Regions from separate parts of the Homo sapiens genome. Here regions 2 and 3 are each linked to region 1. The links are chromatin loops, found by intact Hi-C in ENCODE. Cell type or tissue: heart left ventricle. All regions are shown on one strand. Links, peaks and the distances in the headings refer to the core of each region. The heading gives the core; the rest is flanking DNA.

Region 1 (9,921 bases), core at 1,228-9,227:
GTGCAAGAGCCTGTCTTTGCCTTCCTTGTGACTGGTGCCCCCAGCGAGTTCTGCACACACAGGCTGCTCCCTGGATGCTCATTGAATTGATGAATTCATTTGCTGCCCGCTCCCACCCACCCCAGGACACACCCACGAGCCCTGCCTGTGTGTCTCCGCTCTACAATAACCCTGTGTTCTCCACCTAGAAGGCTTGCTTGGGCCCCTGGTCTCTCTATCCCCTATCCGTCGCAAGTCTCAGCTTCTTAGTCTTCACTGGCTTTTTGTCAACACCTCCCCTGCCCTCTCCCACACCTACATGCTAAGCCCTCTGCTGGAGGGTGGGGACCAGAGGAAGGAGGCCCACCCCTGCCTCTTGCTGGGTAATGGCTCCTGTCAGAAAGAAAATGAGGGCTGGGGACAGGTGGAGGCGAGGTGGGACCAGCTGCAGCTGAGGAATCTTTTGAGCATTTAGAGGGTGTGGGCTTGACGTTGCTGTTCAGGGGAGCCCTGAAGCTATCTCAACCCCCAGAGACCCAGGATTTAGGGCTCAAGGGGTCAGAGGCTGGAGTGAGGCTCACATCCGAGACTCTGAATCACTGCTAGATGTCCCCTGTTGAGTGGGCTAAGCTAGGCTACTGAGGATCTCACTGGGAAGTGTGCTGAGGTCCCAGAAAGCATTTAGTCCTGTGGCCTCTTTTCCTTGTGGCCTAAGAACTTTGAATTTCACCAGGCAGACTCTTTTCCCGTGAAATAGATGCATCAGTGAAGACCAGAGCAAAACCACAACTTGTCTGCAGTTGCAGAGCTGGTCAGGAGCAGAGCCAGGCTTAGCACTGCGATTCCCTGACTCACTCTCCACCACCAGCCTGAATTTCCCTGGTGCAAGCTCTCCACTCCCCACCCCTTGGTAGGCAGAACTGGGCATTGTTGGGTGCTGCCATTCCCGGGGGAATGCTGAGTAGAAGAGGACAATCTGAATATTCCCCCTTCCCTGTGCTCCTCACCGTTTCCTGCCACGTCGTCTTCTGTCTCTCCCTTTGGTGTTTGGTTGACCTGTTCTCTGCTTCTCCTCCTTCTGACCGCGTGAGGACCCCTCCTCTGGACAGGAGCTCTCTTCTGGGTTCCCGCCCGCAGTACCTGCTCGCAGCCACCAACTAGGTAGTGTGCCCCATCTGTATGCCAGTGCCTGCTTTGCATGCCTGCAGAGAGGGGCTTGGCTGTCTCTCCACGTGGAAGAGACAGTGCTAGCTTCTCAGCAGTGAAGCTGGGGCTAAGATTGGCATGTGCTCAGGGGGTCCTCTCTCCCAGACATGGGGTCATTGCCTTTGAAATCAAACATGGAATTTGCCGGGAGAATGGGTGTGATCATTGTCCCTCCTGCTTTAATTACCCCAGGTGGGGCAAGTAGGCTGACCTGGTTATTGGGCTGCCTAATGGTGCCCAGAGAGCCAGCCAAGGTGGATACGTGGGTACCAGCTGGAACCCTCGGGGTAGCTGCAAGCTGCCCTCTTCACCTTGCTCCTGAGCTCCGCATGGGGAAGAGCCCCAGGTGCAGGGAATGGCCCAACTGACTGCCCATTCTGTGGGCGTTGGTGTCTTCTCCCAACAGGTGACTGTGTGCTGGGTGGATGAGGCCGAGGCCAGCTCCACACGCTGCCTCTCCCCACAGGCTGAGCATGCCGGGGTCCGCACCTACTTCTTCAGTGCCGAGAGCCCCGAGGAGCAAGAGGCCTGGATCCAGGCCATGGGGGAGGCTGCTCGAGTACAGATCCCTCCAGCCCAGAAGTCAGTGCCCCAAGCTGTGCGGCACAGGTGAGTGCCAGGGAATTGAGTGTGGGGGTGCAGGAAGAATAAAGAGGGGAATGGAAGACACACCCAGCTCTGGGCCATTGCTAATCCCAGTGTGCCTACTTGAAGCCCTGGAGAATGTGTGAGCCGTCTCCTTGCATCCAGGCGGGAGGCCTGGCTGAGTGATTTCAGAGCCTGAAGTCTCTCTTCCCCTAGCCAGCTCCTCCTCTTCTCTCTGAGCTCGGGAAGGCCAAGAGAAAAGCCAGGTTCCATTGGGGTCTGGCCAGGAGCCAGAGGTCAGGGTCATTTGCTGGTTTTTCTCGGCTGTGTGTGTTAAGCACACCGCCTTTGGAGGAAAATAAACTCAGGTTTGAATCACACCTTGTCCACTTGGCTGTAGCGTGATCTCAGTGCAAGGGACTCACCCTCTCTGAACCCGAGGTTCCTCTGCTCAAAAACCAGCAAATACAACTCTACCTCATAGGGTTGTTGTGAGGCCTACACAGAGTGCGTGTAAAACACTCAACATGCAGTAAACTCTTAACATATGGCCGCTCCCATCGCCCGCCGTCACCCACGGTCTCAGCGTCTGTCTCTCCCTTAACTGGATGTGGAGTCTTGAGTTAGGTGCTAAGGGGGATCCAGGAAAAGGGGGTTTCACAGTGTAGGCTCCAAGTCCACATATCTTAGAAATGTTTACCAAGCAATGTTTCAACAATCCCACTTGAATATGTGGAGTTTGGGAAGCTGTAGGGGGAAAATTGTCACAAATTTCCATCTTCGCTTCAACCAAGGGGCATAATTCCAAGAGTTCATTCATTCATTTCACAAATACTTACTGTAAATATAAATGTGCAAGGCACTGTAGTGGGTGCTAGGAACACAGGGGAAGAAAGTCTGCCATGTTCCTACCCTTGTGGGGCCTGTATTCTCATGGAAAGTCAGTCCTGGAAGAAATGTGTTTTGGAGAAGGGAACTAGCGTGTTTATGTGCTTGTGAGTTTGAAAGCAGAAACTTCTGCTCCTGGTGCCCGCCATGTTTTATCTCACAGCAGTCCTAGGAGGGGAGCTATTATTATGCCCATTCTGCTGATGAGGAGCCCAAGACTCTTGGCAGTTAAATAACTTTCTATAAGAAAGACAGCTGCCCCGTGACAAGCCTTTGTCACTGGAGTATCAAGGACAGTTACTGATGTGAGTGCAAACCCAGTTTGGGGAGCTGGGTCAGGGATAGATCGCAGAGAGGACCAAGACTAGGTGAGGTTAGTCATGCCATAGCTTGAAGGCTGGGCTCAAAGCAGACTGACAGAGGGGAGTGGGGTGGAGAATGACCTGCAGAGAAGACGTGGGGGGCAGAGTTAACACAGCAGGTGTGGGCAGGGGCGGATTAGGTTGTATAATAATTTCCCAGGCTGGAGCGAGAAGGTGAAGGGGTGGGACTTAGGAAGCAGAACTGGAGTTCATAGAATCCTGGTTCCAGCCACCTCCCTGCCCATCCTTCCCCACTCCTCTTCTTCCCAGTCTGGCACCCCCTGCCCCACTCCATGCTGGGCTAGAGTCACTGACAGCATCTCCCTTGGCATCCTGCAGCCATGAGAAGCCAGACTCGGAGAACGTCCCACCCAGCAAGCACCACCAGCAGCCACCCCACAACAGCCTCCCTAAGCCTGAGCCAGAGGCCAAGACTCGAGGGGAGGGTGATGGCCGAGGCTGTGAGAAGGCAGAGAGAAGGCCTGAGAGGCCAGAAGTCAAGAAAGAGCCTCCGGTGAAAGCCAATGGCCTCCCAGCTGGACCGGAGCCAGCCTCAGAGCCGGGCAGCCCTTACCCCGAGGGCCCAAGAGTGCCAGGGGGTGGGGAACAGCCTGCCCAGCCCAATGGCTGGCAGTACCACTCCCCAAGCCGGCCAGGGAGCACAGCTTTCCCGTCTCAGGATGGAGAGACTGGGGGACACCGGCGGAGTTTCCCACCACGCACCAACCCTGACAAAATTGCCCAGCGCAAGAGCTCCATGAACCAGCTTCAGCAGTGGGTGAATCTGCGCCGGGGGGTACCCCCGCCTGAAGACCTTCGGAGGTGAGGCATGCCGGCGGCTGGGGTGGGGCTGATATGGTATTATGGCTAGAGCGTGCGAGTGGGGTCATAGCCCACGAGGCATCCCCTGTTGGAAACCTTCTGGAAGCAGGCTGAGTTGGGAAACCAAGCAAATCCCATGCTTCCTGGCTTGCCCAAATCCTGCCTGCCCCATGGCTCCACCATTAGAGTCTGGCTGCTGTCCCTGATTCTTGGTTTCTTTGTCTGCTTCCTTCAGAAGAAGGGACAGAGTGCCCCAGTGCCTCTCCACGGCGTGCTGGGGAGCCCAGAACACAGCAGGCTTTGGGAGGGGGCCTGAAGTTGTTATAGTCATACATCCATCCAAGCTATGGGCCCTCCTACAACATCCTCTCCCCAGTGCTCCACCCACTTGAGACTCACTAACTGCCAGACCAACTCATTCCATTTTTGAACAACTCTAATTGTTTTAAAGCCATGATTTATATGAAGTTAAAAAACAAAACAAAGTAGCTCATTGGTCCCAACATGGCCATCTATGACCATTTACGCCTTTATCCAATGACTGACTTTGAAATATCTGGGGACATTTATTGGGCCCAATGGTGTCCCTCAGGGCAAATGGGCTGCAGGCTCCTTCCCTGGGGATTTGGGCAGCTCCAGGGACTGCAGGCCACAGCTTCAGGAAGGCCATGGGGCCCGGGAGGAACCTGCCCTCTAGTGGCCTGAGCGGCTGCGCATTGCTGGTGGTCTGGTGCCTGGGAGCATCAGGCCTGCTCTGGGGAGAACCACTTGGGATGAGTCCCAAGAATCTACTGGTTCTGTCCCTGACAAGATCATACAGTCAGGAAGCTGGGCATGGTGGCTCACACCTGTGGTCCCAGCTACTACTCTACAGGTGGATGTGGGAGGATTGCTTGAGCCCAGGAGTTCAAGGCTGCAGTGAGCCTTGATGGCCCCACTGTATTCCAGGCTGGTGACAGAATGGACCTCATCTCTAAAATAATATAAAATAGATCAGGAAGCCGCCCTTTCTTTCATCCCTCCTACATTGCCCTCCTTCAGGTGCCTGGTAGACTTTCTTCTATTTGCCTCTCTCAGAAAAGATCTGATAAACTGGTTCATGCTGAGATGGAGATGGCTGATAAGGCTTCACGTTTCTTCCTAGGGATATGTCATTTTAAAGAGGCAAAGATTGAAGCTCTGAATGGTGCAGTGTCCAGCCTTGGGGAGTTGTTTGAGGAGGGGGGCTGTGAGGACAGGAGTCTTTCCCTCATCTCTGGAATAAACCTCAGCCCCTGTGTACCTATTCAAGCACCCTGCTCTAGGCTGGGGGACCTGGAGGTGGGGCTGGGGTGGGTGGAGGGGTGCCCGTGTTGTCTGCCTTCATTACAATGTCCCCTCTCTCTCAGTCCCTCTAGGTTCTATCCTGTGTCTCGCAGGGTCCCTGAGTACTATGGCCCCTACTCCTCCCAGTACCCCGATGATTATCAGTACTACCCGCCAGGAGTGCGGCCGGAGAGCATCTGTTCCATGCCGGCCTATGATCGGATCAGCCCGCCCTGGGCCCTGGAGGACAAGCGCCATGCCTTCCGCAATGGGGGTGGCCCTGCCTACCAGCTGCGAGAGTGGAAGGAGCCCGCCAGCTACGGGCGGCAGGATGCCACCGTCTGGATCCCAAGCCCCTCCCGGCAGCCAGTCTATTATGATGAGCTGGATGCCGCCTCTAGCTCCCTGCGCCGCCTGTCCCTGCAGCCCCGCTCCCACTCTGTGCCCCGCTCACCCAGCCAGGGCTCCTACAGCCGTGCCCGCATTTACTCCCCTGTCCGCTCACCCAGTGCCCGTTTTGAGCGGCTGCCACCTCGCAGTGAGGACATCTATGCTGACCCTGCTGCCTATGTGATGAGGCGATCCATCAGCTCCCCCAAGGTGAGCCACCAGCCTGCCCTTCCTTCCTCATCCCCTGAGGTCCCCAGAAGCCTAAGACCATCTACTGAGAAAAGGCAGAGATGTGGGAGCATCTGTGCCACGGGGCCACTGGGCCGTTTGTCTGCAGGACCAGCAGTGCTGCCCAGCGGAGCCCCTGGCCTGTGGTTCTGTCTGTAGGAGAGCTGTCTTGGGGATGGCTTTGCCTCTTGAGTGGGGACATTGCTTTCTGTACATGCCCCCAAGTTGTGCCAGATACCATGCCGTCATATAAGAGGGCAGAGAGGGTTCTGTCTTTTCAAATCTTGAGGACCTGGACAGATCATTGCAAGGGGGGCTGCTGTCCATTTCAGTTTGGGATCTGCTCTGGGAACTGAACACAAATACCTCTAACCTTGAGCTTCAGCTGTTGGGGAACTCCGTGTCCCAGCCAGACCCCTCACCTCTGCGATCCCTTTCTCTTCCAGTATGATTACCTGGGAGACAGGCGGCCAGTCCCTGCAGGACTGTTCCCCTACAACTACCCACCATCCCCCACGGTCCACGATAAGATGGTACGTCCTTTCTCCCCTCCACCTGTCTCAGGGCCTCCCCGCACCGTGCTCCACTCAGGGTGGAGCTAAACTGGGGCGGACTCCAGGGACGCTCTGTGCCTAGTGCCTGGCCTGGCTGGTTTTTAGCAGCCTCTGGATACCTCCTCCCTCCCAGCCAGGACTCTAGCCCCAGTATCAAGTTTGGTGCCAATAACCCCTTCTCCTCTGTGACACAGCCCGTGGAGGAGGGATGAGATCTGGGAGCATGTAATATCCTGGTCCCTCTCCTCTCCAGCATGCAGGAGAAGGGGCCTAGGCAGGAAAAATCAGGCCAGAGCTCCTAACAAGAAGCAAGATCTTCTAAACTTTTTTCCCCTGAAGCATAGTTATTTCATGTTTGTCCTTTGCCTGGAATGCCACTTTTGGGGAGAGATACAAGCGATATGATTGAGGAAGAAAAAATTTTCCGAATTGCATCTCCTCCTTTTTCTCTGCCTCTTTCTACTCGTGTCTCTCCCTGGAATTTGTTCTCCTGAGAACTTTTGCCACCACCTAGAGACCTAGATAAGATGCTCCACTTGGGAGGGTTGGGGAGGACCACTGGGACCAACAGGCAGAATCCTTTTCCAGAAAGCCTGTTGCTGACTCATTTCCATAACAGTACCAGGAGGCCAGAGTGGAGGAGGGCTGGGCAGGCTGGAGGCTAGGCGGCTGCTCCTTCCCCTCTCTGTCTGATTCTCACTCTGCCAGTGTCCACAGCATATAAGCTTTGCCCACAGCAAACACACGCACCCAGAAACAACCGATTTTTCCAGAAAACTCAGAAACAGCTGCTAACAAGTGCTGCCTAAATTGCTCTGATGACACTCACCTCTCCCAGGGAGGCCTAGGCAGACCTAGGAGAGATGGCACTGGGGTCTGCGTGTGCCCCTCCTCTCCTGGAGTGTCCAGTAGAGAACTACTTTGCCTGCCCACATCCTCAACCCCTCCCTTCCTGAGAACTCCTCAAGGGCAGAGGGAGAAGCCTCTCCTTGTCCTTGTCGCTAACTCTTAACTGCTTTGCTTCTTTTTTTATTGTTTTCTTTTGTGTGTTCCTGTTTGTTTGTGTTGCTGTTTGGCCTCTGGGCCTCGGGCTCCGGGTAGGATGAACTTTTAGATCTTCAGTTGCAAAGAAACCTAGAGTATTTGGATCAGCAGGTAGGCAGAGCTGGTGCCCCCCTTATCATCCCACTGCCTTCCTGTCGCATCTCTCCACTCCTCCCCACCTCCTCATCTTCCAGCCATTTGACAACCTTTGTTGGTGCAAGCAGGACACAACAAAGTGGCTTATGTTTTGGTTTGCGCCTACACACCCCTTCTCTTCAAAGCCCTTTAGGACAGCTGGGAGTTTCCTGGGGAAAGAAGCATAATAAGTAGGCACATGAATAATTAATGCCACCTCTTATTTCTCCAGTGCTCAGCTCAGATGGAACTGCCCCCAGGGGGCAGGTGGGAATTTGCATTTTTTCTGGCGAGAGGAGGGAGTCGCAGAGTCGAGGGAGCTCTAGGCTGGGCCTAAAATGCTAGGGATTTAGTTCAGCCTGAATCTGGGAAATCATCTTATCATATTTTACAGGTTGTTGTTAAACTCCATAATTGGTAAACTGAGGCCTGCAGACCCTCCCTAGGATGATTTTTAAAGTAATATTCACTCAGTGTATTCATTAGTTCCTCCAAAAGCCCTTTTGCATAAACAGCTCGTGCATTCCTGAGAATTCAGTGCAAACAGAGGGAGTATTATCAACCCAGTTTTACAGGTGAGCAAGCTGAAGAGGCAGTGAATGTTCCATGAGCTGCAAGCAGTGGCTGCCTGGTCTCTGCTCCGGGGTTCTAACCCTTTCTTGTCTTTTAAGCTAAGGGAGCTGTGAGACTGAGTTTAGACAGGCTGGGGGTCAATATGCTGGGTATTTATATAAGCACATACTCTTAAGTTTAGATCTGTGCTACAAACCACGACCTAGAAGTACACAACACTGTCCTGTGGAGGCAGCCTGGAGGGGTGGAAATAATAATAATAATAACAACAGCTACAATAATTGGATGCCTCCTCCATGCCCCATACTATTCTAAGCATTTTTCAGATCTTAACTCATTTAATCTTCACTATAACCCTGTAAGATGGATGCTATTATTACCCCCATTTTACAGCTGAGGAAACTAAAGCACAGAGAGGTTGAATAACATGCCAAGAACACACAGCCAGTGAACAGCCGAGCTTGGACAGTGACTCCAAGCTTCTGACCCAGTTTACAGCTGAGGAAACATCTAATGTGTGACAAAGCTGCTGTCAAACCTCATTAGGATGAGTTCATGCTCTTAAAGTTACAGAAAAAAAAAATTTTAAATGAGATGCTATAGCTGCAACTGTTGGTTCTTCTAGTCACAAGCCATGTGACCCATCTCACCAGGGCTTCATGTCGGTGTCGCAATTCGATTTTGTAATAGGCCTCAGGCACTAGGAAGCACCAATGTCCACAGTTCAATAAACAGGGATGGCTCCTGGCCCTGGAGGCCGTGGCATTCCAGCTCCAGAAGCAGCTCATTGTGTCCACACCATGAGCATTCTGGGCCATGTGGGAACAGATCCCAGGATTCCAACTCTGAGCAGGGCCGGGAGGTCCAGGATCCTGCTGATGGGAAACAAGATCCAAAGTGCCTTGCAGGGGTGAGGAGCAGGGCTCATGGCCCACCCACCTCCGGATTCCTGAGCAAGCTATCCTCCCTGTCACCCATGTGATTGGCTTTCTACTCCATCCACAATGCCCAGCTGTCCAAGCATTCAGTGCAGACAGCAGGGTCCCTTCCTGCGGGCTTTTGCCCTCACAGAGGGGCTGGTCCATTAGGCTAGGGGCTTCAGAACTAGCCTTCCAGAAGACTCCCTCATGGATAAAGGGTATTATTCCTTTTTGTTTGTTTGTTTGTTTTTGTTTTTGTTTTTTTTTTTTTTTTTGAGACAAGATCTCACTCTGTTGCCTAGGCTAGAGTATAGTGGCACAAACCTAGCTCACTGCAACCTCCACCTCCCAGGCTGAAGTGATCCTCCCACCTCAGCCTCCTGAGCAGCTAGGACTACAGACAGGTGTGCAGCCACCACACCTGGCTAATTAAAAAATTTTTTTTTGTAGAGATGGGTGTCCCACTGTACTGGCCAGGCTGGTCTCAAACTCCCAGCCTCAAGTGATCCTCTCACCTCTGCCTCTCAAAGTGCTAGGGTTATAGGCATGAGCCACTGTAGCTGGCCAAGTGTAGTACTCTTTTTTTTGAGAAGGAGTCTCGCCCTTTCACCCAGGCTGGAGTGCAGTGGCGCGATCTCGGCTCACTGTAGGCTTCGCCCCCAGGGTTCACGTAGGTAGTACTCTTAAAAGGCAGTCTTGTATGATGAGAAGAGTCCAGGACATAGTCAGACACTGCTGCTCTAGTTCTAGCTCTGCCATTTACAAGGAAGTTTGTTTTTTTTTTAATCTTGGAAATGTCACTTAGTTTCTCTGGGTCTTTGTTTTCTCAATCATAAAATGGGCATTGTAGAATCTGCCCTTTCCTTTCAACCTCACAGATGTATTGGGAGAATCAAGCAGGGGTGCATATGTGAGCTCTTTGTCAGGCAT
Region 2 (9,921 bases), core at 727-8,726, 91 kb before region 1:
ACTGGATCCAGGCTATCCAGCAATCCTGCTAACCTCACTTGAAACTGGGGCTGTCTCACTGGGGAATTGAAGGGGATCGGAGCAGGGAAGAAAAACCTGCTTTGGTGGGGTGGTGCGGGTGGGAGTATGGTGATAGAGGCGTAGTGCTGAGACCTGTTTGAATGACAAGTGAGGTCTAGAACCCAGGTTTCCTCCTCCTAACCCAATGCTTTTCCCCTTCTGAGCCTCAGTATCCTCATCTCTAAAATGGGAATAATAGTTCCCACCCTGCCCTTATCACCAAGGATCAAATGAGTTAGGTGTAGGAAGTAGGTGTGAATATAAAGCAATGCGACCTGAAAGTCCATGATCACATCAAATGTGAAAGCTCTTTAAAGTTCTCCATATGCTCCCGGTGGCCCTGGCCACTGCTTCTTGGACTCTGACCTTCTCAGTCACTTCTCTGCTGTCCAGTAATTCCTGACTCCATTGTCTTCTAATCCTGCCAACTCTCCCCACAACTATGAGTGATTACAGGGCAGTACTTAGCACATAGTAGGTGCTCAACAAATGTTGGTTGGATATATGAAGCTTTGGATGGGAGGGTTAGGCCCCAAGGAGCAGGCACAGAGAAACACTCATGAGAAAGCCTTGGGTGAGGGCAGTGGTGGGGAATTTATTCCCTGTTCTCCTCAGCCTTGCCTCTCACTCCACTGTACTTCTTCAAGGCAAGAGATGGCCTGATTTGTCTTATTTGTATCTGTGATGTTTCACGCAGAGCCAGTCACAAAATGGTTGGTAACTGCTTTTTGATTGGCTGAGTGAATGAGACAGGGTGATGTGGTAGAGACAGCATGGAATTAAGTGGTGGGTAGAACTTGGGAGCCTGGCCCTACCATTTGCTTTGGGTACATACTTACTGCATGCTCCTTATGTACCAGGCAGGTACTAGGTTGCAAAAATGAATTTTTATTTTGATTTATTTATTTTTGAGATGGGGCCTCACTCTGTCCCCCAGGCTGGAATGCAGTGGCATGATCATAGCTCACTGTAGTCTCCACCTCCTAGGCTCATGCAGTCCTCCCACCTCAGCCTCCTGAGTAGCTGGGACCACAGGCATGCACCACCACACCTGGCTGATTATTTTATTTTTTGTAGAGACAGAGTCTCACTTTGTTGCCCAGGCTAGTCTTAAACTCCTGGGCTCAAGTGATCCTCCTGCCTCGGCCTCCCAAAGTATTGGGACTACAGGCGTGAGCCACTGTGACCGGTCAAAAAAAAATTTTTAAACTCACGCTCTTGTAAGGGAGCAGATGAGTGAGCAAACGACCATGCTGTATATGATACAGACATATGCTACATATGTTGGTGGCCAAAAAAGAAAAGGATAGACTCTCCTAGGAGGTTCCCCAAGGCAGAAACCTTAAGCCGGGTCTCAGCTTGGGAAAATTACTTAACCTCTCTGGGTCTCTGTTTCCTAAGCTATCCTGTTAGGAGACTGAAGTCTCCGCAGCGGCAAGGAGTAAATGAAATAAAATAATATGAAGAAAACATGTGGCACTGGATAGTCTTTTTTTCTTTTTTCTTTTCTTTTTTTTTTTGAGACGGAGTCTCGCTCTGTGGCCCAGGCTGGAGTGCAGTGGTGCGATCTTGGCTCACTGCAACCTCTGCCTCCCAGGTTCAAGCAATTCTCCTGCCTCAGCCTCCTGAGTAGCTGGGATTACAAGGCATGCGCCACCATGCCGGGCTAATTTTGGTATTTTTAGTAGAGATGGGGTTTCACCATGTTGGCCAGGCTGGTCTCAAATTCCTGGCCTCAAGTGATCTGTCTGCCTTGGCCTCCGGAAGTGCTGGGGTTACAGGTGTGAGCCACCACACCTGGCCTAAATAATCTTTTTTTTTGAGACAAAGTCTCACTCTGTCACCCAGGCTGGAGTGCAGTGGCGAGATCTCGGCTCACTGCAACCTCCGCCTGCCAGGTTCAAACGATTCTCTTGCCTCAGCCTCCTGAGTAGTTGGGATTACAGACATGCACCACCACGCCTGGCTAATTTTTGTATTTTTAGTAGAGATGAGTTTTTACCATGTTGGGCATGGTGAAACTTAATAACTTAATAAAAGTTAAAAATGTCACCTTGAAACCAGGCCTGGGATTGGTTGGTGGGAGGAGCTTGGGGAGGGCAGGAGCTGAAGGAATTCCAGGAAGCTGGTCCCTACACAGCCTCACCCTGTCTCTGCTGGTTAGTACCTGTGCAGCCTTGAGTAAGTCCCTCACCTTCTCTAAGTCTCAGGCACTCTATCTGCGAAGTGAGGATAATATGATTGTTGTATGGCTCAATTGAGAAACTTCACACAAGTCACCTACAACATGCTAGGCACATAGTAAGTACTAGAAAATATTAGCTCTTCCTTATGATTTTTACCACCATATTTCACAGAGAGACCACATCTGCACGCTGACACACGCATGTTGCATATGTGTGGACTCCTGGATATGCTCAGGAAGGGCGGAGGGTGAGAGGGCCTGGGGTTAGGCTGAATGACAGCTGGCTGCTGCTCAGCCTGAGAAGCCTTCCTGGAGGTGAGGCGACCGGAACTCTGTAGAGAAGGTGGGAGGGGTCGGGTTCGGCTTGGGTGATGGAACTGGGGAGGACGGCTTGTGGTTCATGCCCAAGTTGGGGGAGCCTGCTTCATGGGAAACATGTCAAAGGGAAAGGTGGCCCCTGACAGCAGGAACTTAGTTATCTCAGGCACGTAGGCCACCTCCCCCCCGCCACACCCCACTCCCCCTGCCTGGGCCAGTCCTGCCAGCAGCATCCCAGCTGCTCGGTAGCCCGGCTGGTCCCCTGACCTTCCTAAGCAAGGCAGCCTGGCGGCCATGCTGGGTTGCCGTGGTAACTGGCGGCCTCCCAGCTGGGTTGCCCGGGTAACCGGTTAGCTGGCGTTCGGAGAGGAGGGTGGTGAGCTGGGGGAAGTCAGCCTCAAAAGAGGCAGAGAAGGACAAGGGCTGGACAAGGAGGAAGACAGATCCCAGATGCCCCCAGCACAGCCCTCTCCTCTCTCCCTCGTGGGACTGGGAAAGCCAGAAAAAGGCAGGTAGGAAAGAATGTTGTGCTGTTTCCGACCCTTTGTGTGTATGTTTTGCAGTGTGAGTCGTCTTGGCCTTCATGGGACGTTTAGGGGATTTGACAGGGCGGCTCAGGAGCTAACCCTGGCAGTGATAAAACCAGGGGCCATCCAAACCAAGACGTCAGTCCTGGTCCTCCCCCCGCCCCCATCTCCCAGACAATTTTACCTCTTTGAGCTTTGATTTCTTCATCTGTAAAATGGAGAGAACTTGGACCTCCAGAGCACACGTTTGGGAGCAGTGCCTGGCACCGTCAGCGGTGGGTTCCTTCCTCTCCTTCCATAGTGATTTTTGATTTGGTGGCTGCTTTCCAGCCTGTGAAGAGCTTGCACTAGAGGCCAACCCTGCTCTGAGCCCAGCCCTGCGGAGGGGATGGTGGTGGGATGGTTGGAATTCTTGACAAATTAGAGACATGGCTCTTACCTCAAGGAGTTTACCAGCTCACTCTGCTGAGGGCAGAACACAAGTTACACAGGTTGGAACATCTGCAAGAGCAAGAAAGGTTTTTTTATTTTTGTTTTTGTTTTTGAGACACGGTCTTACTCTGTCACCCATGCTGGAGTGTCCTGGTGACATCATAGCTCATTGCAGCCTTGACCTCCCTGGCTCAAGCCATCCTCCCACCTCAGCCTCCCAAGGAGCTGGGACTACACGTGCTTGCCACTGTGCCCAGCTAATTTTTGTATTTTTTGGTAGAGACGGTTTCACCATGTTGTCCAGGCTGGTCTTGAACTTCTGGGCTCAAGTGAGCCATCTGCCTCAGCTTCCCAAAGTGCTGGGATTACAGACATGAACCACTGCGCCTGGCCAGAATGTTTTAAAAGGAAGACATCGAAATTTTTGACTGCAACCAGTAGAAATACATTCCAGGAGCACATGCGTGTTACCCTTACTGTAAGTGGTGCATGTCATATTGCAGTCTTGTCTGGCCTATACATATTTATTTTTAAAGATAGTCTTCACCCTTCAACTTGCTTTCGCACTCACAGATGAGTCACTTCTTTCAGTGAAACACTGAGACAGCATGCGCACTAAGGCTCTTCAGGTATGTATAGGCCCTCCCCCACTGCTCTCACCTTCCAGGTGCCATCACCTGGGGCATCCTCGCCACTCTGATCTATGAAGTCAACGAGACTGAGAAGTCTCATGACTTGCCTAGGGCCAGAAGCAGCAAGTCCTGGAGCCAAGGCTCGAGCTGGGTCTCTGTTGCTCAGGTCCACAGCCCACCCTAACGCCTGCTGAATCTGCTGCCCAGTTTTATTCCTGCTGTGAGGAGAACTCAAGGATTCTTTTTTTTTTTTTTTTTTTGAGATGGAGTCCTGCTCTGTTGCCCAGGCTGGAGCGCAGTGGCGTGATCTTGGCTCACTGCAACCTCTGGCTCCTGGGTTCAAGTGATTCTCCTGCCTCAGCCTCCCAAGTAGCTGGGATTACAGGCACACACCACCATGCCCAGCTAAATTTTTTGTACTTTTAGTAGAGACGGGGTTTCGCCATATTGGCCAGGCTGGTCTCGAACTCCTGACCTCAAGTGATCCGCCCGCCTCGGCCTCCCAAAGTGCTGGGATTATAGGCGTGAGCCACCGCACCCGGCCAAGAACTCAAGGATTCTTATAGGGAGAGAAAGAGAGATCTCAAGATCCAAACAGATCCCAGGTGTCTGTCCTGGCCCCCTTAAAATTGAGGGCCTGGAGCCAGGCCCGGAACTCAGGCTCCTCTTGTCTGCTGTCTCAGGGACTGCAGAGGCTGGGACTGAGGAGAGCTGTGAAAAGAGAAGGCCAAGCTTGAAGCAGTCTGGGTGTTCCCTCCGTGTCTGAGGGGAGTCAGCCGGGAAGGATGGGTGGGGCTAGCTGCGTGGGCTGAAGCTAACCCCTCCCGACAAGCTGTTCTGGTTGCCAAGCAACTGGACCTCACTGTGAGGGCAGACTTGGTGTCAGGGGCCCAGGCCATGCCTAGAGGCCTCAGGCTTCTGGGAGGTTTTTTGACAGGAAAGCCTTAAACCAGTCCCCAGAGAAGCCCGTTTCTCATTGTCTATCTCCCATCTGACAATGGAGATGACAGTCAGCAGGATGTCTGCCAAGTGTGGCCTTGAGCACAGGCTAAGGTCAGCAGGGTGGGGGAGATGGCGGGGGGGGGGTTTGGCACCTGGGGGCTGAGTTGGGAGTGCCTGAAGCAAGAGGGGCGCGAGTGGCTGTGGAATACCCAGGCCAAATGCTGACCCTATAAATATTTATTGTGATAAAATAAAGATAAGGCCTGGAATGAGAAGCAGGAGCGAATGAAGGAATCCACACTGCTCGGTTCCATTTTCAGCCATGCTGTGTGAATTCAGCCTGTGTGTCCATCTCTCAGGACCGGGTTGGTTTGTGTGGGGTTCACTAGCTGGTACCATTCCTTCCCTTCCCAAATGGACTTTGCTCTTTGCAAACAGAAGAACGGGCAAGGCATTTATGGCTGGGAGACATTTCCTTGCTGTTTGGGCGTATTCTCTTTTCAGCTTCAAGCTGCCCAACCTGCCCTGTGTTGAAGGGAGGGCTGAAGGGTGGCTGATGGCTGAATTAGGGCCCGTGGCTTGAGGAGAAGGTTGCAGAGGGTCAAGAAGCTTCAGCTCTAGCCATGTCCTGGTCTCTCTAGGTTTCTTGTTAATTTACTCAGCACCCACTGCTTTAAGCAGCATTTCCAACTGTAAAAATGAGAGCAGTCAGAAGGTATCTTGTCCAGGCTCTTGATTTGTTATTTACGGCTCTTGGTGCCTCTGTAACATGTGGTGTTACAGGCCAGGGTGGTGGGTGTGTGCGACTAGGAATTCCGCTGAAATTCAAGTTGGATGTACGTTTCTAGCTCCAGCTGGGTGAGTAGAGGCTGGGGAGATGGTGGGTTTCTGATAAGGAGAATCGGTACTTCAGGATGGTACCAGCTGGCAAGGAGAGCATGCCCAGTGCTTCAAGAAGAGCTGATTTACACTGTGAAATTGGATGAGTATCTTTCTTATAGGAACCCCTAATCTCTGCATCCATATACTCTGCCATCTACCCACTCAATATACTCTATTCTCCCAGCTTGTCCAGGGTGACCTTTTGTTGCGGGAAGTCAGGGACCCAAAACGGAGGGACCGACTGAAGCCATGGCAGAAGAACGTGGTTTGTGAAGATTTCATGGACATTTATTAGTTCCCCAAATTAATACTTTTATAATTTCTTATGCCTGTCTTTACTGCAATCTCTAAACATAAATTGTGAAGATTTCATGGACACTTATCGCTTCCCCAATCAATACCCTTGTGATTTCCTATGCCTGTCTTTACTTTAATCTCTTAATCCTGTCATCTCGTAAGCCGAGGAGGATGTATGTCACCTCAGGACCCAGTGATAATTGCGTTAACTGCACAAATTGTAGAGCATGTGTGTTTAAACAATATGAAATCTGGGCACCTTGAAAAAAGAACAGGATAACAGCAGTGTTTAGGGAACAAGAGAGATCACCTTAAACTCTGACAGCCAGTGAGCCAGGCAGAACAGAGCCATATTTCTCTTCTTTCAAAAGCAAATGGGAGCCTTTCGGCCATAACTGCCATCTTCCAGTAATTCGCCAAAATGACGAATACAAAGGGAAAGAGGAGAGGCACCCGATGTATGTTCTCTAGGCCTTTTAGAAAACATGGAGTTGTTCCTTTGGCCACGTATATGCGAGTCTATAAGAAAGGTGATATTGTAGACATCAAGGGAATGGGTACTGTTCAAAAAGGAATGCCCCACACGCGTTACCACGGCAAAACTGGAAGAGTCTACAATGTTACCCAGCATGCTGTTGGCATTGTTGTAAACAAACAAGTTAAAGGCAAGATTCTTGCCAAGAGAATTAATGTGCGTATTGAGCACATTAAGCACTCTAAGAGCCGAGATAGCTTCCTGAAACGTGTGAAGGAAAATGATCAGAAAAAGAAAGAAGCCAAAGAGAAAGTTACCTGGATTCAACTAAAGCGCCAGCCTGCTCCACCCAGAGAAGCACACTTTGTGAGAACCAATGGGAAGGAGCCTGAGCTGCTGGAACCTATTCCCTATGAATTCATGGCATAATAGGTGTTAAAAAAAAAAAAAGCAAATGGGAGAAATATCGCTGAATTCTTTTTCTCAGCAAGGAACATCCCTGGGAAAGAGAATACAAAGAGTCTGTTTCTGAGGTGATGGGTCACTTACCCATGGCCACATTGGGAAGTGAGGGAGGAATCAGAATTAGAATTTATGGATGTTTCCATGTTTCCTGCCGAGCCATCTTCTTGCCCCTCGTGTGACCCAACTGTGAGTGTGGGTGTGTATTAACCAGTAAGAGAAATGGAGGTGTGGGGGATGTGGTTATTTATTTGACTCCACTTTGTCATGGCTTCCCCTGTGGTCATGGCTCATTTGTGGTGGCTCAGAGCTGCCCGGCTGGCCACCCTCAGGTGCCCAGACCCGTGTTCTGGAAGAGGCAGGTGGTAGATGCTGCCTCCTCTAGGGGGGTGAGAGTGAGAGTGTTTGCTGCTCTCATGTTCCCATGCATACAGAGAGGGCCTGTCAGCTGCTCTAGGTATAATCGAGGGGGCTGTCAGACAGTGCAGAAATCTAGTCACAAAGCAGCTGAGGCAGGGCTTAGAGGCAGAGCTAGGGTGGAGGGAGAATCAGAGACCACACCCAGTGCCAGTAGTCTTCCTTGCTCCCTGCTGCCCACTTGTGATTGAGGAGGGGGCTATCCAATGGGGCAGCAGCTCCTCTAGGAGCCATAGCTTCCCTTTGCAGAACAGGCCTTCTCTGAATCCAGAAACCAAGTGTCCCCACTTAAAGCCAGCTTAACCATCTGGTGGTGGCTAGCAGGGTGAGCTTCGCTCATTCTCTTCTTTTCTCTGTACTCCTCTCCACACCTTTCTGCTCTTCCTTGCTATCCCTGTAACAGGGGTCACTTTTCTTGTGTGTGTTCAGATGTGAGTGTGGAGAGCGACTGGGAAGTTGGGTGAGCTGATTTTCTCCAGGGCTTCTGGTCTCTTACCATTAAGGTCAAGTGACTCAGCAGAGAAAGGAGGGTTTGCTCCAGTGGCTTTGCTGGGGGGAACCTGCTCTGGGGTCAGGGGGAGCAGAACATAGTGTGGGGGAAGAGGGGACAGGAGGAGTCATTGTTGGCCCTGCTGTTCTTTCAGGGAAATGCTTGAGTGCCTCCTCCACCAGCTCTCTAGTACTTGTGCTGTGGGTGAGGCTGAACCCAGGTCACAGTGCACGTGGGCGCTGGGGGAGGGTAACGGGGAGATCCTGTGACATCTGCCTCATGGTGGCACCCAGACCTGAGGGGGGCGGGAAGAAGAGAACCTGAGACCTCTGGAAGAGTGGCACAGCAGAGATGGGGAGTGTGGAGAGGGTTCTCAGTGGAAAGAAACCTCGAAGGGAGTGGGGCCAGGGGGCTGAGCAAAGAAGCCTGGGTTGGCAGGCATAGGGGAAGCTCAGGCACCTTCTGATGGGCTGTGTGTGGTCAAGCTGTCCTGGCCTCCTTGTTAGGAAAGTCTGCAGGGAGGGGGTAGAGTGGTAAGCATGGAGACAGAGAGTGTCTAGACCTCAGGAAGGACTTTTTTGTATCAAAATAGAAAGCATCCCAATCGGGCCCAGTGTCTTCCAGATTTGGTGTTGTCAGAACCAAGGCCAAAGTCATCAACACTTATACTTATTAAGTTATATTTTTAAAAGTGTCCTTTAATTGGCTGAATCAGCCAGTTGGAAATACAAGTTGTTCTGAAATGTTCCATCCACATATGTCTTTCTCGCCGATAAATGTGTATCTCCCCACAGCAATTAACACAATATCTTGAAAGAGTTGGTGCTCGGTAAGTCGCTTTCCCCACCTTCTCCAGGCATTATGCTTGGGGCAGGGGTGACATACAGGGAATGAGGTGCGGGAACTCTGGTTATGATGGAACTCTTACACCCACATTTTTTCCTGGGTTAGATTTCAGCTTGTTTCTCCACCTTCTGGCTCAGAGCCAGGATCCCTGCTTCCCAGTCACTGGCTGAAGGATTGGCAGGATGGGGCTGGATCACATCTCATCTGTCCTTTTCTGCTTTCCTCCTTGGAGATGTTGCTTTGTCACTCACTTCTGGGGCACCCTGATAATATGGATGAGGTACTGGTCTGCAGTATAATTAATTTGGGTTAGAAAACACTGAACATCTTTTATACTTTTTATAATTGACTCTATATATTTTTAAATATTTCTTTTTTTTTTTTTTTTTTGAGATGGAGTCTCACTCTGTCACCCAGGCTGGAATGCAGTGGCACAATCTCGGCTGACTGCAACCTCTGCCTCCCGGGTTCAAGCAATTCTCCTGCCTCAGCCTCTGGAGCAGCTGGGATTACAGGTGTACTCCACCACGTCCAGCTTATTTTTGTATTTTTAGTAGAGACGGGGTTTCACCATGTTGGCCAGGCTAGTCTTCAACTCCTGAGCTCAAATGATCCACCTGCCTAGGCCTCCCAAAGTGCTAGGATTACAGGCGTGAGCCACCAAGCCTGGCCTTAAATGTTTGTTTTTGAGAAGGAGCGGGCTATTTTCAGCCGGCTTAGAGGAGTTTATCACTCCCACAAGAACCTCAGGAGAGAACAGGTCAGGGAAGAGCGAGGTGTCAGCAGCAACAGCTCATTTACATATTTTCTGCAACTCTTCCCTTGGCTCAAATTGCAGGCATCCTGGCCAAGTTTCTTTATTTTTTCGAGATAGGGTCTTGCTGCGTTGCCCAGGCTGGTCTCAAACTCCTGGGCTTAAGCTATCCTCCTGCCTCATACTCCTGAGTAGCTGGGAT
Region 3 (9,921 bases), core at 579-8,578, 49 kb before region 1:
ATTTGAAAACTGTATTGTATTTGGCAGTTATCATTAGTTTTTTTTTGTTACACTCAAGAAGCCTTAATCTGCTTAGTTCTGGAACTAGAAACAATGAGTAGAAGCAGAATAACTTTTTTTTTTTTTGACACAGAGTTTCGCTCTTGTTGCCCAGGTTGGAGTACAATGGCATGATCTCGGCTCCCCACAACCTCTGCCTCCCAGGTTCAAGTGATTCTCCTGCCTCAGCCTCCCGAGTAGCTGGGATTACAGGCATGTGCCACCACACCTGGCTAATTTTGTATTTTTAGGAGAGATGAGGTTTCTCCATGTTGGTCAGGCTGGTTTCAAACTCCCGACCTCAGGTGATCTGCCTGCCTCAGCCTCCCAAAGTGCTGGTATTACAGGCATGAGCCACCTCGCAGAACTTTCTAACAGCACTCTTCAACAATGGAGCAGGCTACCTTCCAAAGTAGTGAGTGTGCTGTCTCTGCAGGAGTTCAAGCGGCCTGTGGATAACCATCTTTCATAGTGGTTGCTGAGGCCTTTTCCTGCACCGGCTGGGAGGGCAGACTGCTTAATGCTGAGATCCCTCCAAAATGTGGGAGGCTCTCATTCTGGGATCACCAAATCTCCCAGCTCAGGATAAGGGGTTTCCCTAACTCTAGGCTAATGCACTAGAGATTGGAATTAGGGCAAGTTCCTCCCCACACCCGCATCATCACCGGAGGCATTCTTCCTGACTTCCTTCTCCAAAGCAGAGCCTCTTTTCTCTCCCTAAATGTCCTTTACTATGATTTTTTCTCCCAAAGTCTTTGAGCTTTTGTGTACTCTCCCTGCTGCATGTCTCAGAACTAGCTTTTATTGTAGATGAGTCTTTGCCCTCTGTTCCTAATCATTTCTAGCAGGATGAGAGATTGGCAATCAAGCAACTATTTATTGCATCTCTACTACGTATAAGGCATTTGTATAGGAGCTGAGAGGGAAGGCAAGGAATTGCAATAAATAGTCCAATCCTTAAAAATCTTCAGTCTCTCTTTTGGAAAAACGTTTTTGGCGTAAAAAGTCAGTTGAGGGTCAAGGTTGTATGTAAATGACAGTTGAGTGGTAAAGACAGTAGTAGGAATGCGGGAAGGGGAGGGAGTAAGAGATGGCCAGTAGTAGGCTGAGGTACTTTGGTGAACTGGGCCAGTGGATTTCAGATCTGACTGCTGTTGGGATGAGAGACTGAAATAGAAGAGTCAAAGTTGACCTGGAAGTTATAACCCTGTTTAACCAGGAGAGTTAACATTGACATTGATAGAAGTAAGGGTGAACTTAGATGGGGAGCCCATTCATAATTGATTTTTGTTTTTTCACTTGCATGCATAGTAGTCAAACAATATAGAAAAGTATTCAGTGAAAGTCTCTCTCTCGATCTATCTCTCATCTATGCCCAGTCCCCTCCTTGGAGAGGATCACTGTTACCAGTGTCTGCTACATCCTTCCTGAGAGGCTGTAAGCTAGGGGTCGGCCAACTGTGACCCATGGGCCACATCCAGCCCACTACCTAATTTTGCGTGACCCTTAAGCTAAGAATGGGGTTTATATTTGGTGCTGAAAAAAAAATCAAAAGGAGAATGATGTTTTGTGACACATGAAATTCAAATTTTAGTGTCCACAAGTAGAGTTTTATTGAAACATAGCCACACTCATTCATCTATGCTTTTTTGTTTCTGCTCATTTGTTTACTTATGAGTGGCTGCTTTTGCACTATGATGGTAGCATTGAGTGTAACAGGGACTGTATGGCCTACAAAGCTAAAAATATATATCTAACCCTTTACATAAAAAGTTTGCTGACTCCTGCTCTAGGCAAATATAATATTGGTAGTTAACATAAATTATTTCTTAGTCCAAGAAGCATCATACTAAATTGATACTATCTTCATTTACCATATCTTGTACAGTTCCTTCTCAATATGGTCATGCATTACTTAATTTTGGGGCTACATTCTGAGAAGTGCATTTTTAGGCAAGTTTGTTGTCATGCGAACATGACAGTGTACGTACACAAGCCCAGGTGGTATAGCCTACTACACACGTAGGCTTTATGGTGTAGCCTATTGCTTAAACCTGTACCGCATGCTACTGTACCGAATACTGTAGGCAGCTATAACACAGTGGTATGTGTGTACCTAAATATAGAAAAAGTACAGGAAAAATGCAGTGTTATAATCCTATGGGAACACTTTTGTATATGTGGTCCATCGTTGACCAGAACGACCTTATGCGGCGTGTGATTGTACAATGATATATTAGTCAGTGGGTGGTCAATCTTAATTTGATTGTAGCATGCTGAGTTTAAGGTTCAGTCTGGTTACCCTCAGGAAAATGCTCAGTAGGTGGTTGGGCTCATGGGACTGAAGCTTGGAGCCTGGAGGTTGAGATGCGGGGGAGACCTGCAGGGAGTCTTCAGTGTGAATCTGTCTATGACCTCAGCCTGCACGTCAAATATTTCCCTTAACAGAAATGAAGCACTACATGCTGAGCACTGTACAAAGTAAACTATGGATGTTAATAGAGTGACAGAAAGACAATGAATGAGAAACATGAAACCAGCCACTGGAGGAACAGTAAATACTACAGGCAATTTAGAATTACCTTCTTGAGGCCGGGCGTGGTGGCTCACGCCTGTAATCCCAGCACTTTGGGAGGCCAAGGTGGGCGGATCATGAGGTCAGGAGATCGAGACCATCCTGGCTAACACAGTGAAACCCCGTCTCTACTAAAAATACAAAAAAATTAGCCGGGCGTGATGGTGGGTGCCTGTAGTCCCAGCTACTCGGGAGGCTGAGGGAGGAGAATGGCGTGAACCCGGGAGGCGGAGCTTGCAGTGAGCCAAGATTGTGCCACTGCACTCCAGCCTGGGCGACAGCCAGACTCTGTCTCAAAAAAAAAAAAAAAAAAAAAGAAAAAGAAAAAGAATTACCTTCTTGAGTCAGCTGGCGACTGGAGGTAGTGGGAAGAGCAATGGGCATTTACTGAGTGCCTACCATGTGCCCCTGTATACATGTTACCTTATTTACTGTGACTCAGATGGGATCCTTAGCCTCATTTTACAGATAAGGAAACTGAAGCTCAGAGAGGTTAAGTGATTTTTTTTTTCTTGCAATCAGTGGTCCAAGTGAGTATCTAGTTGTATTAAAGCATGGTTCCAACTGACATTGATTGATTGATTGATTGACAGGGTCTCGCTCTGTCACCCAGGTGGGAGTGCAATGGCATGATCATAGGATCATAGCTCACTGCAGCCTCGAACCCCTGGCCTCAAGCAATCCTCCTAAAGTGTTGAGATTATAGGCATGAGCCACTGCCCAGCCCATCTGACTTGTAAGCCTCTTATTTTCCTTCTACCATCCAAGATGCCGAATCGGGCTGGGAGTCACTCCCTGGCTTTGCCAAGCCATGTCATCATCCTGGCCTCAGCTCTCTTATCTGCAAAATGAGGCATTTGTTACAATTGCTACAGTCCCTTCCTAGTCTCACCTGGCCTAATTCTATTATGGGTGGAAGCACAAAAGAAAGGGGAGCTCCATAAGAAGGATATGCAGAAAATTGGGAGAGGTGAGGAAGACAAATTTAGCCATTTATATATGTCAGACCCAGTTATCTAGAATCGGATCCTTAGGAGAATATTCCCTAATATGGAGGAATAGTCTCAAAATCTCTGCTCTTAAGCTGCAGACTTGCCTGTTGCCCTTATTGCCTCGATCCTGAGTGCCACTTAAGCACCTGGACTTGAACTGCTGGAGGGGTTGGGGCTGGGAGAGACAGTGGAGAGCACCTGGCAGGGCTCTCTCCCAGTGCCTGCACCTCTGGGCTCAGCTCCGCTGGGCTAGCTCAGCTTAGGGTTTCAGGAGTTGCTGCAGCTAGAGGGCTGTCTGATGTTTCCAATGAGCAGGCGGGGTAGGGAGTGAGGGGAACGCGAGGGCGGGTAAGCCATCAGACCCGAGGAACTGGGGGTGTGAGTGTGTTTATATAGGACTTGGCCAACCTGCAGTTTCAGATTTCAGAGCCAGCTTTATTGGGAGATGTTCCTTAGGTTTTCAGTTAGCGCTGGAGCAAGGAGAGAGCTGACACCAGAGTCTTCCTGGAAGGCTGGGGGAATTCTGGAATCCCAGGCTCTCTCCCTGTCTCCTTCCTTCTCATGGGCAGTGCATCCGCCACCCTCGGCAGCTTTCTCCGATCAGAAGTATTGCTTCACTCCTTCTCAGTCGGCAGTCTGCGTCTCCCAGCTGGGTCCTGACATCTGGCATGGAAGGTAAAATCTAGGGTCCTGGGGATCTCCGCTAGGAAGATCTGGGGCCAGCCAAACTTTCAGTGGAGAGGACCCGGGAGAAAAACTCACATGTTGGGCAAAGAGCAGTATTTCACAGTAAGGCAGATATGAATGAGTGTGAGTGTGTGAGAGTGAATGTGTGTGAGTGTGTGTGTGGTGCAGGTACTTCTGTTAATAGTTGGGAAGCAAATCTTTTACCTGTTCTTCCTCTTTCTTTTACCTCTTCTTCTTTTCATTTATCCCTTCTTTCTCTTCTAGCAAATAAGAATATTGCATAAATGTTCATCTTCCTCGGGGTCTCTCATTAAAAAGTTAAAGAAAATATCTAATTTCTAGAAGGTGACTATTTTCTCCCTTGGGGGTAGGGGGCTGCAGAGGGAATTTAGAGACATAAGTACAACCCATGTGTATCCAGAGGACTGATGCCCCTAGGGTAAGCCCTGGATTTTGTAGGTGCTTAGAACACTTGTTTTTTTAATTTTAGATGGTGGGGGATGGTGTACATGTACAGGTTCATTACGTGGATATATTGCATAATGCTGAGGTTTGGGCTTCTGTTGAACCAGTCACCCAAATAGTGAATATAGTACCCAATAGGTTTATCCCCCATTTTGGAGTCCCCGGTATCTATCTACTGTTGTTATCTTTATGTCCTGGAACATTTCTTATAAATCTACCTGTAAAGCTGTCTGTTGGGAAGGTGAGATCCTTATGCATTCCAGCATGGTCTCCATGTGAAATTAGCTTGAACCAACCCAAGGGATCAAAGCTATGAGGGGCAAGTGGCAGGAGCACTTTCTTCTCAGTGCCTCAGAATTGGGCAGGATGGAGGCCAAAGCCTTGGAAGAGGGGGAGGAGGAATTGGCATTTTGCCTGAAAGCAGAAATTTGGGCGAGACAGGTGATTGGTGGATGGTGGGTAAGGCTGGCTGAATGTGGCCCCGTCTTCCTAGGGTTTGTGTGGTGTTTCTTGGTGGCAAGGAGCAGAGATCAGAGAACTGCCTTGTACAGGGGCTGGTGGGTGGGCAGCCTGGCCTGGCTGCCATCTGAGCAGTCACTGGTCCTGTGGGCAGCACATGCTGTGAGGCAGGATCTCGCAGGAATGGTGGGTGGCCCAGACTCAATGGGACAGAGCCAGAGGCTGGAGGTGGTTTTTGAAAAGCAGATTTGGGGTGGTGAGATATACATTGGAGGAGGAATGTGGTGGAGAAAGCTAGAGAAAGAATATGGGGTGGATGGAAAGGAACAAAAAGAGGGATTGGGGAGTCCTAAACTCTGACACATTCCAAAGCTGCAGCCAGGCAAGTGATCTCAACTCTCAATGTCGATATAATCCAGAATAGGTGAGAAAACCACCGTTTGCCTACTGACTTCTGAATATAGTGGGAGAAATGTATGAGAGGTGATGCGGGATGGGCAAAGTGCAACAAAAATACATTTTAAGCCTAAGAAATCATATAGTACAATGGAATTTAGAAGGCAATCACACAGCCATTTATTAGGCAATACAATTAATAGGTTGTACAGTCTGGTTATTTTTGAAACTATGGGCATTAAACATTTTTTTATTTATGTCACCACCTACTTCCAAATAGAATTCATAGCATCTTTATGTAGTTGGTAGATGCTGCTGTGCATAATTTTGGCCAAAAGAGTGTCATAATTTCTTCCTTTTGTTCAATTGTACAGTGCTTTGCAGCTCAGACCAAGTGTGCTTTCATACCCACACTCCCATTCTAGCTCAATTTAGCAGGTGTTTACTGATCCCTCTTCTTCCCTAAGCAGTGTGCTAGATTTTGAGTATAGAGAGATGGAAAAGAACTGGATCTGCCTTCAAGGGTCTCTCAGTTTACCTGCAATCCTGTAGGGAAGATGGGAAAAATATTCCTACAATATAGATGAGGAAACTGGAGCCAAAAGATGCTGCTATGGTTAGTCAGCAGGAGGGATGGATTAGAATCCAACTCCTAATCCAGCGTGCCGCAGTACTGCATGCACCTCCCTCTACCCCACTGCCCAGCAATGCACGCACTTTCCTTTACCTGTTCATCCCCCATACTTTCTGCATCAGAGTAATGAGAAAGAAGCAGTGATAGGGAAGGCAGAGTGGAAAACTGCTCCCTGGTATGGAACCAGTCCTCTCTGGGCCCCCTCATCGTGCAATTGAAATGGCATCACTGGGTCTATGTCTCTGTTACGTTGCCAATTTGATGCTCTCTACCACGCACCAGAGGCATACTTTTTTTCCTCAGGTAATTCTTGACTTGGAGTAGATTGCCTTCTTCTCTATTGTCCCTGAATTATTTGAACAGGCGAGGATATGGTAAAATTCAGGGGCTCACAGAAATTTAAGAGGTTTCAGTAGGGTGGTAGATGCTCACTGGACACCTGCTTTATAAAATAACAACCAATGTTTGTTCAGTGCCTTGTAATTGACAGAGTGCCTTTAATATAAGTAAAGAATAGTATGTGTATTAATTTCCCCCTCCCTTCCATACCTGCCCTACTCAGGTTTTCTAGAAGGTCTGAATCCCAAAAGCGTAGGATCTTTCTCTTAATTTTTAGGCTCAAGCTAAAAGGGACATGGAGCTGTCTTCTGGCCCAGTGATTCCCAAGTTTTGGTCTGTGACAGAGTTTTCACCAGTCTGAGGTAAAATAAGAAAAATAGGGAAAATTTACCAATTTTTTTCAGAAAGCAAAATGTATTAGAAGACATCTTTTAGGGGCAGGAGATGTGCTGAAATATTTACTAGCTTATCCTTTTTCAGAGCTGATGGTGAGAGTAGATGGTAATCAGGCTTTTAAAATATCCTTATTTAGCAAAATTAAAAGTTGACAATCTTATATTGGTTGTCCCTGATAAGGCCACTTTTGGGGCAGATTTCTGAAAACTTGAATTCTGATCTTGTCACTACCATCTTTCCCTGCGGGTCTTTAGAATGTGATAAACTGATAAACATATTGAGTCTTTCTCCATTCTTACTTTGTGAGAGGTTTCTACCTCCAGGGTCAGGCCCCCGGTGAAGGAATGTACTCTCACTTCCTCTTCCCCTTTGTCCTGAATAGCAGGGATAGCAGGGCTTTGGGATTAGGACTTGCGCATTCTTATTCCTACAGTCACCTTTTGGAAATGAGGGAGGTCGTCTTCTATCTTTGGAAAAGAGCAAGGAGATCTGTGGATTGGATTTTGGGAATAGTGTGAGAAACATGTTGTTAACTGGGTGGTTGAAGTCAAGAACATTTAAAAATCTTGATATCAATTTTTGAAATGGTGGGTCTTCTTGAACTCTCAAGAATATAGGCTAAGCCTGGCACAGTGGCTCACACCTGTAATCCTGGCACTTTGGGAGGCTGAGGCGGGCAGATCGCTTGAGCTCAGGAGTTCAAGACAAGCCTGGGCAACACGGTGAAATCCCGTCTCTACAAAAAAATACAAAAATTAACCAGACATGGTGACACACGCCTACAGTCCCAGCTACTCAGGAGGCTAAGGCAGGAGGATCGCTTGAGCCAAGGAGGCAGAGGTTGCAGTTAGCCGTGATTGCGCCTCTGTACTCCAGCCTGGGCAATAGAGTGAGACTCTTGTCTCACCACCACCCCCGTACCCCAAAATAATATAGATTGGAGCTTTTGTAAATTTGGAGGCTCCTGGGGGTATTAGAGTGTCTGAGTCTTCTACCTTTTGAGGATTCAGACCTGGAATTACAACAAATATGTGGGAAACCCCAGACAGGTGCCCAGCTGCCAGAATCTGAGACACATGGTTGGTGTGCACATATATGCAGACTTGTATGAGCAAAAGCTTTTAGGAAAAACTCAGTTTGAAACCACCCTAGGACTTGAACTAGATGCTCTTTTTTGAGGTTCATTCTAGGACACTTTTCCTAAAAGCAGATACCCAGGACTTCTTTATATAAGAAAACTTTCTGATTTTTTCATCCCATTTTCATGTCCTGAAATAAGAGCCCTCCTAGCCTAGGAAAGTGGTTAAGATTCCTAAATTAGGAAGGTTGTTCAACTGTGGGGAGAGGGTGAGAGGGTGGCAGATTCTCGAGCTTTCTCAGGGCAAAGAGGCATAGGGAAAATGACTAAAGGGAAGATTGGCTCCGATCTGGAAGACCAGGCCAAGGTGTGTGAGATTTTCTTTTCCAGACAGTTTCTAGATAGTGATGGGTCAGTCCAGCAGCATAGCCCTTAAGAACGGTGATGCAGGAAAGCCTGAACCTGTGACTGATGATGGATACCATGGGGCTGTTCAAACTAGCAGAGGGGGGAAAGAAAGAAAAGGATCCAAGAAGTGTAAATTAAAGATAGCTGCCACTTGAGGAGCTTCTTCAGGTTAGACCCCTCCGTGCTTCATCTGATGGCTCCACCTAGGGTTGGGCAGATGAATGATGGTGACAGGCAGTGGTTTTCTTTTTCTTTTTCTTTTTCTTTTTCTTTGAGATGGAGTTTTGCTCTTGTCCCCCAGGCTGGAGTGCAATGGCTTGATATCGGCTCACCACAACCTCCACCTCCTGGGTTCAAGCAATTCTCCTGCCTCAGCCTCCCAAGCAGCTGGGATTACAGGCATGCGCCACCACGCTCAGATAATTTTGTATTTTTAGTAGAGATGGGGTTTCTCCATGTTGGTCAGGCTGGTCTCAAATTCCTGACCTCAGGTAATCTGCCCGCCTCGGCCTCCCAAAGTGCTGGTATTATAGGCGTGAGCCACTGTACCCGGCTGGCAGTGGTTTTCTTAGCCCACCTCTGGTCCCCTCCAGTGGTGGCTTTCCCCAAGGAGGCTTTCCCCAAGGAGGATCTTTTCTTAACTTTGCATAAGTTTGGGACACAGCATTAGGGAGTACAGCTAAATTCTTAGAGATTAGAATCTCTTCTGAGATGTTCAAGCCAGAAGGAAGAAGGCGTTAATCATGCAGCATGGCTTTTCCTGAATGCAAAGACCAGCCTGGGCAACATGACACATGCAAGGTCAACAAGGATATTCCTGGACTTTTGAAGATGTCCCCCTCCTTATCATGGTGAGATTATGGAAAGCAATACCTGGACTCCAGGGCCAGCTTTGTCTCTAACTTGCTTCATGGTCTTGGAAAACTCAATCCTTCTCTCTGGGCCTCAGATTCTTCATTTGTAACATGAGGGAATTGAATTTGATTGCCACCATCCTCTTTGTTTAATTCTGCATGCCTCAGGTCTCCATGTGATACACAGTAGGGCGTTTCTAAGAATTTCATGTAGATGTTATCACTCCAAGAAAAGAAGCATCCACAACCTCTTTCTGAACTGCAGGTCTACTGCCCAACAGTCGTATGCCTGTTGGAAAAGTGGCTGAAGGTGGCAGGATGGACTAGGTCTTCTCAAGATAGCAGGTCCAAGGTCAGAATTGAGAAGTCCACTTGGACGACTGTGCCTTAGAGTGGGTTGAGTCCATAATAATCATCAGTAAGTCCCTAAAATGTACGACTAGAGCCAAGAGATCTGAGAATTGCCCAACATTTTTCACTGTTACTGACCAGGGCTGGTTTCCCATTTTAAAAGCCTCCTGAGGCCATGAAACAGCATCAGGAGAAACATGCCAAACCTGTTCGGCTGTGTGTTGATATGTTTGTTTCTCACCCTAATG

What was found. Hi-C counts contacts between places; a loop is a spot of excess contacts. Peaks named below come from ENCODE experiments on the same cell type or tissue, not always from the same donor. Only the 100,000 strongest peaks of a DNase experiment are listed, where the experiment ranks them.
Region 2: it touches region 1 in a loop (3-fold over the local background); 6 of 110 quality-filtered maps call a loop at or near these places.
Region 3: a loop joins it to region 1, with 2.3 times the contacts of the local background. A loop is called at or near these places in 11 of 110 quality-filtered maps.

Annotation. Positions count from the first base shown.
Region 1 is chr1:204,253,179-204,263,099 of GRCh38, reverse strand. PLEKHA6 (pleckstrin homology domain containing A6) reads left to right here. Exons shown (of 23, transcript NM_014935.5): 7 at 1,652-1,794; 8 at 3,360-3,842; 9 at 5,231-5,747. Among named protein-coding and RNA genes, the nearest start is that of GOLT1A, 44 kb to the right of the region's middle. RefSeq lists enhancers at 8,452-8,951, 8,952-9,453. In heart left ventricle, for the core only: a CTCF peak has its summit at 4,545 (motif pointing left); DNase peaks (open chromatin) are centred at 4,529 and 8,833.
Region 2 is chr1:204,344,034-204,353,954 of GRCh38, reverse strand. The region is part of intron 1 of PLEKHA6 (pleckstrin homology domain containing A6); the gene reads left to right. It also overlaps the pseudogene RPL21P19. Among named protein-coding and RNA genes, the nearest start is that of PLEKHA6, 11 kb to the left of the region's middle. RefSeq lists an enhancer at 4,623-5,361. In heart left ventricle, for the core only: no CTCF peak of the experiment used is centred there; DNase peaks (open chromatin) are centred at 2,874 and 4,944; H3K4me3 peaks cover 723 bases; H3K27ac peaks cover 1,979 bases.
Region 3 is chr1:204,301,697-204,311,617 of GRCh38, reverse strand. All of the region lies in intron 1 of PLEKHA6 (pleckstrin homology domain containing A6), which reads left to right. Among named protein-coding and RNA genes, the nearest start is that of PLEKHA6, 53 kb to the left of the region's middle. RefSeq lists an enhancer at 7,071-7,691. In heart left ventricle, for the core only: a CTCF peak has its summit at 3,881; DNase peaks (open chromatin) are centred at 3,892 and 4,201; H3K4me3 peaks cover 1,886 bases; H3K27ac peaks cover 483 bases.